Linked DNA regions of Homo sapiens: region 2 is linked to region 1. Evidence: chromatin contacts called from ENCODE Hi-C or POLR2A ChIA-PET data. All regions are on one chromosome and are shown on one strand. Each heading gives the region's core, a stretch centred on a gene start or an enhancer-like site at or near the end of the contact. The rest is flanking DNA. Distances are from core to core; before and after follow the strand shown.

Region 1 (5,595 bases), core at 2,434-4,933:
AGGTATGAATAATCGTGTATATACTTATAAACACCCTAATTGTTGGAACATGAAGGTACCAACGGTGGTCTTTATTAGTAGAGTTTCACTGAATAGGACTAGAGGTGACTCTCTTTACTAATGTCCACTTGTAAAAATTGTTTTTCATTGTTTCAGTGAGGAGTTGGAGTGATCATAAATCACTTCTCCTTTCCAGCCACTCCCTAGGAGACAGCACATCCCACTCATGATATGAGTGTTATCCCGAGAGCACTGTTGCTTGGGTGGAGAAGGCACTGGGGAATTTTAAGGATGGGGCTTCTCCACAGCTGGTCCTGCAGACTGGATGGACCTGAGACACCTACATCAAAGGGAAAAAATAAAAATAAAAAACGAGCCTTCATTCAGCAAAAACTGCCCTCTCATCCAATCTGCAATCCAGGAGAGGACTTGCAGGGAAGGAAGTTTCCAGAAAAAAAGAAAAGATCTTTGGGCCAGTGGTCTGGGCAGTTTCCAGAATGGGAGTTTAGTGAGGATGGCAAGTGCTGAGGACACGTGATAGATTTTCTCAGCAAGTTCTAACCTAACACTACTCCCTCAGGGAGGCTTTCTCTGAGCCCCCTTCCTTCGCCCCCAGGAAGAATTTCTGCTACAACACTCTGTTCCTGCTGCCATCCTAGCACTTATCAAATTCAGACAAAGTTGGCCTCAATTTTCCTCAGCAGTCTATGACATCCTGACTGATTTATTCATCATCACAACCCCAGTCAATGCCTGGCATGTGGTAGGTGCCTGTGTTGGTCAAATGAATGAGTGAATTGAAAGAAGCTGCATTTCATCAAAGAGCAGAATCAGCCATGAATATTCAGTTGTCCCGGGAGCTTCAGATAAGCCAGGAGGCCTTGGAGAAGTGGATCTGGGCCAAGTGGCAGATTTCCAAGAGCTGGGGCCATTTAAACCACTCCTGGGGAAGGGGGGCAATAAAACCACCTGCAAGATTGGTCTGAGCTGCTTTGTTGCCTGGGACTCCACTGCAGGTGGAGAGGGGAGCAGAGGGATCAAAAGCACTCAAAGAGCCTTTGCTTCTGAGTGGTCCAGAGGGCAGTGCTGCCCTGGCTGCAGCGACCCCCACCCAGAGATGGGACCAGTGCTCAGCTCTGCAGAAGAGCAAGATGGACCCACCATCCCCAGAGAGCTTCCTATGCACCAGACGCTGGGCTTTATGTAATCACGTTTCATCCTCTCAGCAACGCCAAGAGACAGGTGTGCCTGACTTACAGATGAGAACCACCACCAAGGATCAGGAATCCCTCATTCCGTGTGGAGAGGAGCAGGAGCCTGTGCACCCAGTAAACTGTACAATAGCAACCAAAGCAAAATTAAAAAAAAAAAAGCCAGGATTATGTCACTGAAAATTCAGAAATCTGTGCACCTACAGCTCACCTGTTTTATTACTTTTGTGGTTTGCATATCTTCCCTTTATTTTCTCCTGGTTTCTTATAATGGTTTGTTTTGTTTGTTTGTTTATTTGTTTGTTTCACAAAAATCCCATAGGATTCTGATCTCACAAAGGGAAAAGCTGGATCCCCAGGGCAAGGAGCCAGGGGTCAGCGGAATGGACGGTGCCCTGCAGCCGATGCTGTCAATGCAGCAGGGCTAAGGCTGGGAAAGGCACCTAGTGAAGGGAGACCAGGGAGGGTACACACAGGTACATGCGTGGGCAGCTGCTGTCTCCTGGGGCTGGTCTCCCACAAGGTGGTTTCCTCGTGCAGCAGTGACTTGGTGCAGCCCCTCTCACCTGGCACCAATGCATTTGTTTCCTCAAAAGACCATAGGGTGGCGTTTACCTCACCACTTAAAAAAAAAAAAAAAGGTGGATCAAGATGCATGCTGGCTCAGGAGGATCTTCATATCCGCCAGAGGGAGGGGCAGGCAGTCTCTTTTTACTCCAGCAGGTGAGAATTTCTGATAAAACTAGATTAACACCAGCTGGCCTCCTTGCAGTGTCTAAATGTGCAAAGAGAGCTGATCTGATGACACCAGCCAGGGGGACAGGCTGCTGGAGGCACCCCAGAAGAGAGAAGCCCAACTAAAGGCCACCTAACTTACTGCTCAGATAGGCTGCTCTGGCCGCAGCAGCCCCTTAGGGTAGAAAGACAAGTAAGCTCGGAGGGGAAAGTGAACGGGTCCTGCGTGGGTGGCTGTGGCCTTGGCTGTCACCGCAGCAGAGGCCCCTGCTAAGCAGGCGAAGAGCGAGGAGACCGTGAGAAAGGCCAAAGTCAAACTGAAAACCCCTTCCAGCTGGCCTCTGCTCTTGGGAACTTGGAACCATACGTTGGCAACAGGCTCGCCGACAGGGGCACGCTTTCTCCCGGAGAGGGCACTGGGGCGCCTGGTTCTTCGGGCGGGCACGGGAGAGGGGGGCACCTCCCAGCACGCAGGAGCAGCCAGTGCCAAGCTGGAGGAGGGGAGGGGCGTGCAGGCAGAGACCTGGGGGTGGAGTTAAGGGAGGGAGGGTCAGGAAAACTTCTCATTCCCTGCCTCCATTCACCCTCCTGCACCATCTCTGTAAGGGGCCTCTGCTTTAAAACGTGGGACATAGATGCCACCAGAACCCCTGCCGGCTGCCGGAGTCCTGCACAGAATTACATCGGCGCACTCTCTACTTCTCAGGAACAGAAGGGATCCGAGGGAGCTATGGGTTCATCTCTGGCCACATGCATCCAAACTAATAAAATCATCCCCCATCCCCCTGGCGCCCTGCGGGGTGCTGGCGGAAGTGCAGGTACCCCTGAATGAGGCGGAGGAGACTCTGGCTAGAGTTCTCGTCCCCACGCGGTCCGCACTCCGCGAACCAAAGGGGGCTGCAGGTATATCTAGCCCGGCTCGTCCTCTTTCCCCGGCTCAGCTGACTTCGACGCCCGGGAGTTTGATCCTCGCCGCCGAGGCCCTAGAGCTCATTCTGATCCGACCCCATTCCTCTCGGGGAAGTGGGCTCGCGGACGGATGCACACGACGGAGAGAAGGAGCAGAAATCGGGGCGCCGGGACGGGAGCCCTACTCCGAAGCCGGCAGAGCCATTCCGGCCGCCGCTGCGGGCTCCAACATTGGCCGCAAAGTTTCCGGCTCTTTGGGGCCCCGCCTGCGGGTCGGAGACCCCAGCGCAGCCTCTCCCCTCTGGGGTGCACACTCCACGCGCTTCTGCCACCTGCCCGGGGACGCCAGGAGCGGGCGGTGGCGCGTGGTCGCAGCACTTGGAGCGCGCGGCCCCGCCAGGAGGTCTCCGGCCGCGCCCTTCTCTCCCCCCACGCCCTCCCGCGGCGGGGTGGGGGTCGCAAGGGTCGCGGCAGCCGTGTCTTACCCAGTCCCGGCACGAAAGTGTTGAGGAAGAGGCAGATGACGGCCACGGGGAAGGGCATGTAGGGGATGGCGGCGCGCAGGGGGCCCTTCTTCTCGCGGACCTGCACCACCACCCCGCTGGACGAGGACGCCCCCCGGGGGTCCGCCGCCGCCACCGCCGCCGCCGCCGCCGCCGTCTCGGCGTCTTTGTGCGAGGGCTCCATGGCCGGGCGCGCTCTCAGGCAGCCGGGCAGCACGGCCGGAGCTGGCGCCCAGCGTACGGGAGCAGGAGACTGTCGGCTGCGGGCTCCGGGCTCCGCGCCGAGCTCAGGCGGCCGCCGTGCTCCGTGCGCCGCGCGGCTCGCGGAGACTCCCGCCCTCCGGCGTCCCCACACGCCCGGCGGAGGGGCGGGGAGGGCGGCGCGACACCCGGTGACAGCGCTCTGACGCCCCTCCTCGCCAGGCCCCTTCCCCGCCCCCTCCCCCCAACCAAAACCACCGCTCACAAGGAATGGAAAATCAGGGCGGAGGGAAAGCAGTGGAAGAGGACCGCAAAGGGAGCTGTTTGCCCAGGTGCTGGAAGGGGTGGACACACCTCGCCCTCCCAGACAGGTGAACTAGGAACCTTGACCACGAAGCCCTGCGAACTGGGAGTGTGTGCTTGGCTGACACCGTCGGGAAAGCCTCGAGGCTGAGTCCCCTGATCTAGAGCAAGCCTTTGGCCAGGGACATGGGGACAAGGGACGGACCGCGCGGCGCCTGACACCTAGTCGGCCTTCAGTGCATTGTGATTTAAATGATTTTGTTTGGGGCGAGCGCAGTGGCTCCCGTCTGTATTCCCCACTTTGGGAGGCCAAGGTGGGAGAATTACTTGTGCCCAGGAGTTCGAAACCAGCCTGGGCAACGTAGCGAGACCCCCCCCCCCCCGCCCCAGCTCTATTTTGTAAAAAAAAAAAAAAAAAAAAAAAATCACTTAAAAAATATATAGGAGTGAATTTGTTTCAAGTGTCAGAGAAAAAGCAATCCAGAGATCGGATCGATAATAGAGGAAACAGATTTGCAAACACCAGGCCAGGTCTCCGCAAGACTAGTTAAAAGATGGGACACTTCCCTACACACACGCACCAAAAGCAGAAAGAAATGCGCCTGTTGCAGGCTTGTTGGGAAGCGTTCACCATCCCCTGAACTATACTGGAGGAAACCTGAGCCTTCTGTGAGCCCGACGTGGTGGTTAAAGAGCCAGTGAGGACACAGCGCCGTCTGGCGTTAATAATGGGGCAGTTGGTAGAAGCAACAGCCGGCAGCTTGAGGTCCTGTTTGAATTCGATTTTCTGAATAAGGCTGCTTCGCCTCCGCACCTGGAAAAAGTAAACGGATGAAAGTTACCGCCTCTAACGTTAGGGAGGGGTTAAAGGCTTCGGAATTATCCAGACAGTCAGCAAATCGTCTGAATAATTGGAAGGGTGCAATAGCCTCCCTTCAGGAATAATAGTGATTATTATTATAAACAACCCAGGGTCTCAGAAGAGGCTAAAAGAACATGGGTTATTGTATACTTATACTTATTGTATAAGTCTCTGAATAAAATAATTTTAAAAGCAAATGGCCAGGGGTTAGTGATGATACTGGTGGACACACACATGCGTGTGTACACATACACAGATACACACACACACGAGTCATTAGCTTAGGTTTGGCAGTCAGAAGAACAGGGTTAAAAATTTTAGTCTTTGTTCAGCCACTAAAACCTGTATGGCTTAGAAGAACTCGCTTAGCCTTTTCTGGCCTGGAGTTACTGTGTTGGTTAAAATCATAGCAAGCTTCCATTTAATACACAATTATTGAAGGCCTACTAAGACTTAGATTCCAGGGAGAGAGAAATGAGTAAAATCCAGCCTCTGCCTTCAAGAATCTAAGAAATGAGCTGAGAGATACTGACAACTACAAAGATAGACTTACAGAAACAGTGAGGAATGTTGCAGCTGTGATGTGCTGGAGGTGCTGCGACAACATGGACCTATCTGTGAAGCCAGCTAGCGTGGGGGAGGCCTCGGGGAGGTGTCCCAAAGAAGGCGATACTCAAAGGGACTTGAGCAATGACTACAGTTAACTATTTGCAGATTTGTTTTATTTTCAACAAACACTTATTTACCCAAGCACTCTCTGCCAGGCATCATTCTAAAAACCCTTTACACATTTTAACTCTTTTAATCCTTACCATAACTCTACAAAGTAAGGATTATTTATTACCCCATTTTACAGATGGGGCAATTGAAG
Region 2 (5,810 bases), core at 851-3,350, 440 kb before region 1:
ATTTTAAAATCTCTTTCCTTATGACTTTGTTACTCAAGTCCAGAGTTCTCTGTGCACTTCTGCTAGATAAGGAGTGTAAGCCCTGCCCCCCAGCACTGGCAGCACGCTGGGCCCTCCCCACACAGGACACCGTGCAGTTCCGGGGGAAGCTGACTCAAATCAACCTTGAAATCTCATGAAAACAAAATGACTTGTCTTTTTATTTGATAGTGTAATATCATTCATTTTATAAATTTTTTAGGGTTTTTCTCGTAATATTGTACAGTTTTGCATGGCCTGGTGTGATCATTTTTTGGTTAGAATATAATGCTGACAAATGTGGATGGAGGGGAAGATACTGCTTTAGCCTATCACTCCTTATTTTATTTTGTTTGGTTTTATGCCCTCAGTGTCTTAGGGAACTTTTTAAGAGATCCTCTGCTACCAAACAATGATGTGGATTCTTTTGCACAGAAATATTTAAGGTGGGATGGTAAAAAATGTCACAAAAGACTCCTCACCAATACTTTATGTTGATATCACTTAATATTAACCAGACTTTGCTGTATTGCAATAAAACAGAGAACTGTTAGCATTGAGTATTTTGTCTCTTTTCCCCCCACTTGAAAGTCTGAGAAATAGAGAAAGGTGCCACCTCTCCGCCTGTCACTTCTCTTCTTTCTGCTGGCCTCCTTCCTCATCCAGGCTGCTTCTTTATGCCGTAAAAGGACATGGGGTTAGTTTGCCCCTGTGGTTTAATCTAGGACTTTCTTAATTTCTTCCTTAGCTCGGGTAAGAATGATGTTCAATTCTCCTGAAGCTTTCAACTCCCCTCTTCTGGCCAGAACTTCGCTGTTGCTGTTACTTCGGTCCACAAGACCAAACCCTGGCTGCGTGAGGTTTCCTGAGTGGCCCTGACAGTGTGAATGTGGGAGCAGTTTGATTTTGTGTCACTTAAACAAGACGGACTGTTACTGCTTTTCTGGAGTTAGAATGGTTCATCTAAGAACATACAGGGAAGGTCCAGGGGTGGGGTTAAAGGAACTCCTGAACTGGTGGCAGCTAAGTAGTTATTCGGAGAATACTTCCGGTTCCAATGGCCCATGGAATTGACATTTGTGGCTGATACTGTTATGTTGGTTTACTGTAGTGTCAGCTGTGCAGTGCTTTAGAACAGGGCTTGGCAACCCTTTTCTGTCCAGGACCAGTTAAGAAATCCTTGTGCCTTTGTGTATATAGTTTGCTGCAGCTCCCCGGCTCTGGCATTTCAGTGCAAAAACAGTCTTAGCCTGCTACGTACATAAACGAGAGTGGCTGTGCCCCAATAAAACTTACAAAAATGCAGTGGGCCAGATTTGGCCCTTGGACCATCATAGTTTGCCAGCCCTTCGTTTGGTCCCCTTAGTGTAGACTGTAAGACTAGACTGTCTTGTTCCAAATCCTCATTCTGCCACTTAACCTCTGGGCCTCTTTTTTTTTTTTTCCCTCTGTAAAAAGGCCCACTTGGAGTGTCAGGAGTTAATGCACTCAGAATCTAACTTCTAGCCTATGGTTTAGTGTTTTGTCCTTATGAGTAACCGCCAAAGCCTACAGTAACAAATATTTTTTTGTTGTGTGGTGTCCAGCCCTTCACTAGATGTTAGGGACACGAAGACACAGACCCTGGGAAAATCAAGCCATGATTTGCCATGTTCTCATGCCCCATGTCTCAGTGTGAATGGGTGAGCACGGGGAGTCATTCATCACAATACTGTAAAAATCAAAATAGGTACAAAAGAATAAGTATGTGTGGCCAGCTTCAGAGCCAGCTTTACTTGGGGATTAAAGTCATTTGCAATCCAGTGATCCCCACTGTCTTCACAGGGAGGGCTCTAGTTCTCAGCCGGCTCTCAGACTTAGGACACACAAACCACATTCCAGTTTTCCCTTAGAAAACTTCTCCTGTTCCAGCAGTTATGGTCGTGGTTCCTGGGGAAGCAAATGCTGGCTGCTGTTGTTCTCCTCTCCCTTCCCCCCGCATGCTGCTGCTTGACTTGTTTGGCTTGTTGTTCAAGAGGAAGAGGAGACTGTGAGAGCCCTGGCTGGGGCTGGCCTGGGTTCTTCCCCTGCTGTTTACTCTGCAGGGCGATGGCTTCAGATCTGAGTGCTGCAGAGGAGTTTGCTAGACAACAGCAAATACCCTTAAGAAGAGGGCCACAAGAGTTTCAGCCAGGGATCTGACAGTGGTGCTGGGCGCCGCTGCTAGCCAGGCAGCCTCACGGACGCCACCCAGGCCTCTCCATCCTGTCCCGGAGCCCACTGGGTCTGCTACTCGGCAATCCCAAATTTCAGAAACTATATTTTCTTTCTTTAAGAACCCTGAAAGCCTATACCTCTCAAAGCCTCTTTTGGGCCTGTGCATTCTGCAGATGCACTTTCAACTGCTCACAGGTCCGTAGAAAGGGCCCCAGCTCAGTGTCCAGTGTGTCCTGTTATCTAGGAATCAGTCTGGCCCCAGGAAAAGCCACTTTTCAGGACGTGGTCCTCAACTGCAGCTGATGTCTAGAGAGGAGACGTCTCACTGTGATGCAGACCTGGCATCAGCCGTGCTGGCAGGTGTCACTGTCCTCCCAGTTGCCACCATCACCAGGTACAGCAGCTTCAGCAGTGTGGTACAGCCTCCCGGGGGCTGGGGCAGTGACACCGCAACCTCTCCTCCTGTTCTCCACCCCTCCCACCTCCCTTCTTACAGGGAACGGGGCTGAGCCTTCCAGGTTCAGGGCCAAGGGCCTCACGCTGAACCAGTCCCAACCCTTGCAAATGGGCTGTGACACTGAACCTGCTGACCGTCAGGTCAGAAAAGAACCACCACCACGAGCTAGAAGATACGGGTCGTCATTCTCCAGAATACAGAAGAGGGTACACGCGCCAAAGCACTTCCCATGAGCATTTTTATTAAATTGAAACAAGTTGTTGATTCGATAATTACAAGACTTGTACAAAAATTCACAGCGCCTGTGAGGAGCCTTTGGCTGGAACTGGTGACACCTGTGCCTCTCCGGACAGAGGAAGGAAGTCCCACCCCGCCTTCCAGCAGCAGCGAGCCTGTGTCTGGCATTCCCTGTTCCGCTGCTCCCACCCTCACTGTGGGGCAGCAGTTCTTTAGGAACATTCAGCTGTCAAAGGTGAGAACCAGCCCCACAGGCCTGGGCCTCGCAGGCTTAAGGAGCACTTGTTGGCACTGTTAGCTCAGCACCTCTCCCAGCTCCAGCCCATCGGCTGGAGAGGAAAAGGGCAGAAAACACAAATCTCACTCTAGAAACACATACACACACCTACTACACAGATGATAAAATCCCACAATCGTATCTGTTCATGTTTCTGGGTTTTGCACTGAACAGAGATTGGAAGGGAGTAAGGACTCTCTCCCTTCTGCTTAACATTCACATCAGGAAAAAGAAGAAAACAAAGTTGCCCTTTCATCTTCATCTGCTTATTTCAGAGGACACACGGAGGCAGACTGACCGAGCAGTGGGGCTTCATCTTCATTCTTGCACTTCTCACCCTACAACCATTTAGCAACAGAAACCGTGGAAAGCGCTGGCTACGGGGCTCCAGGCAGCCACCCCCCTTATTGGGCAAAGGAGTTAAAAAGAGCATCACCACGACCTCGCTACTGGTTTTTGGCCTGTCTGAGGGAGAGAGTTCCCGCGGAGCCGGCCTGGGCGTGGCCCGCAGCCCTACTGCTGGGCCTGCCTCTTGCAGTAGTTGCTGTAGGCCTCCTCGAACATGGCCTTGCAGGGGAAGCGGGCCTTCAGCTTGGAGCAGATGAGGAAGGAGCCCCCCATCTTCCTGTGCAGGGAGTAGGTTTCCTCGGGTGGGGGGACGAGACGGTGCCTCAGCATGACGGGAATCAGGTTGTGGATCTTCTCGGTGGTGCTCTGAGTGCCAAAATCAAAAGGCTCATCAGAGGCGAAGGCCTCCCCCAGGATGAGGATGGCATCCAAGTGGGCGTCTTCCATGACCTGGGGCAAGAGAGGAAGGATAAATGGCGGCGAGACACCAGAGCCCTCCACCAGCCCGGGTTCCTCCCACAGTGCCCGGGGCGCTGAGTTCTCATTCAAAGCTCTGCTGTAAACTGGATTACATCATGGTAATGGGCATAAACTCAAACCCACAGGGGCCGGGAACACGAGGGTAACATGGACTGGGCTGATGTGATACAAAAGGGAGTGGCGGGGCCTGTGGCAGAGTGCAGAGGATGCGTCCCGCCTCGTGGCACTCATACAGAGTTTTAACAAAACACTGTTCTGGCCAAAAAGAACAGAGTCCGTGGGCCTAAGCTGGCAGGGCCTCCCACCATGCGTGTCTGAGCCTGCCAGAGTCCACCCAAGACACACCCAGCAGCCGTGTGTCTGCCCACGGGAACTAGCAACCTAAGGAAGCCGCCGCCAGCAGAGCAGGGGAGAGGAGCTGCCGCCAGGGACAGCCCAAGGTGGTCAGAGGGACGGGGCGGCCAGGAATCGAGTCAGTGCGAGTGGCCATAAGGAAGAGGCGGGAGAGAGCTGCTGCCCGCTGAGCGCTTACAGCTGAGATAAGGGGGGCTCAGAGATACTGACAAGCCTCAAATGACACTCCTATGAGACGGCAGACCCAAGGCTTGACCTGGATTTCTTTAACTCCTTCCCCACTGTCAAGCAGCAAGCGGAAAATGCCACTTTGTGGGTGGCTTCAGGCGGCACCAGCACAGACCGTTCCCCTTTATTTAAAAGGCTTCTAAGGTTTCTTCCAACTCCCCCCAGGGAGGCTCGATGAGGGGAGGGCTGGGGCTTCCCTTCCCACTTGCTCTGCACGTTGGCTCAATCGAGGCCCAACCCCAAGCCCTAAGTGGGCAAGAGTGAGAGGCAGAAACAAGAGCTTCACGACAAGTCCCCAACTCACTGGCCCACTCGGAAAATCTCACGCTCAGCAGGGCAGCATGGGCCGGGGTGGGCCCCAGCTTTCAGACCGTGCCCAAGGAGGCCCGGGCTCTGGGGGCCCCTTGAGGGCAGCTGCCCCCTGTGCTTTCATCCATTCTTACACAGGGAGCCGGGCCCTGGGTCAGCAGGCCCAGGGGATCCCCCGCAACCCTGCTCACCTTGACCTCGTAGCCGGTGAGGAACTTCATCTCTATGGATTTCGCCCGCACAGTCTCCCTGTCCCTGTCGGCAGCAGCCCTGATGATCTGGGGAGAGGCACAGGAGGGGACCGTGGGCAGCATGAAAAGCTCAGCTCCCGACATCCCAGGGAGCCAAGTGCCACACCCGAGCCCACCCCACCCTCATCCTCTCCCTGCACAGGGCCCCCGGCCAGTGCTGTGACACCACGCCTGGCAGCTGTCAGCCTAACTGCCTGCTGTCACCAGACCTGAGGGGCAGGCAGCGCAGATGGGGACACAAGGGCAGGAACCCAGTCATTCTCCCTACCCCGAGTCCCCCAGCATCCTGTCCCAGCCTCAGAAAAACATGGACCAAGGCCAGGGCCCCTCTCCAGTTACCTGAATGTAGAGGTCGGTGAAGGATCTGTCATATTCCCGCGTTGCCCCAAAATCCAAAAGAGCCACCTGGGGACAGAGACACCAGGAGAAGTTTGGCCCTGGTGCTCCATGGTGCGGGTGTGTGGGGCCGGGAAGGGGGTGCAACAGAGGGCAGTGAGGATCCCCACTCCCAGAGCCCTGAGCTCTCTGCTGACTTTCCCAGGACAAGGGGCAGTCCAGGGCCTCACGTGCCCCATTCGGAGAAGCTCTCAGGCCTGGCTGCGGGTGCCCCCACCCTGGGGCTCACCTTGTGCTGCTGGGGGTCATAGAAGAAGTT

The links. Hi-C counts contacts between places; a loop is a spot of excess contacts on that map. ChIA-PET counts read pairs that join two places held with the same protein, here RNA polymerase II (POLR2A).
Region 2: a loop to region 1 is called in a map of IMR-90, with 4 times the contacts of the local background. The contact joins the enhancer-like site here to the promoter of STUM in region 1. A Hi-C loop is called at or near these places in 1 of 168 maps with a recorded cell type or tissue (IMR-90). POLR2A ChIA-PET finds 5 or more read pairs at or near these places in 2 of 52 experiments (AG04449 and OCI-LY7).

What each region holds. Positions count from the first base shown.
Region 1 is chr1:226,546,852-226,552,446 of GRCh38, reverse strand. It overlaps STUM (stum, mechanosensory transduction mediator homolog), which reads right to left and starts at 3,683. Exons shown (of 4, transcript NM_001003665.4): 1 at 3,341-3,683. The coding sequence starts at 3,542. RefSeq lists a silencer at 4,405-4,699.
Region 2 is chr1:226,984,626-226,990,435 of GRCh38, reverse strand. It overlaps COQ8A (coenzyme Q8A), which reads right to left. Exons shown (of 15, transcript NM_020247.5): 12 at 5,781-5,810; 13 at 5,495-5,560; 14 at 5,096-5,182; 15 at 2,892-3,983. The coding sequence ends at 3,699. CDC42BPA (CDC42 binding protein kinase alpha) reads left to right here. Exons shown (of 37, transcript NM_001394014.1): 37 at 1-571. Among named protein-coding and RNA genes, the nearest start is that of COQ8A, 47 kb to the right of the region's middle. RefSeq lists a silencer at 5,712-5,810. Within about 2 kb of position 2,100, at least 17 of the 41 ENCODE cell types and tissues checked have a DNase peak (open chromatin) inside an H3K27ac peak, as active enhancers do.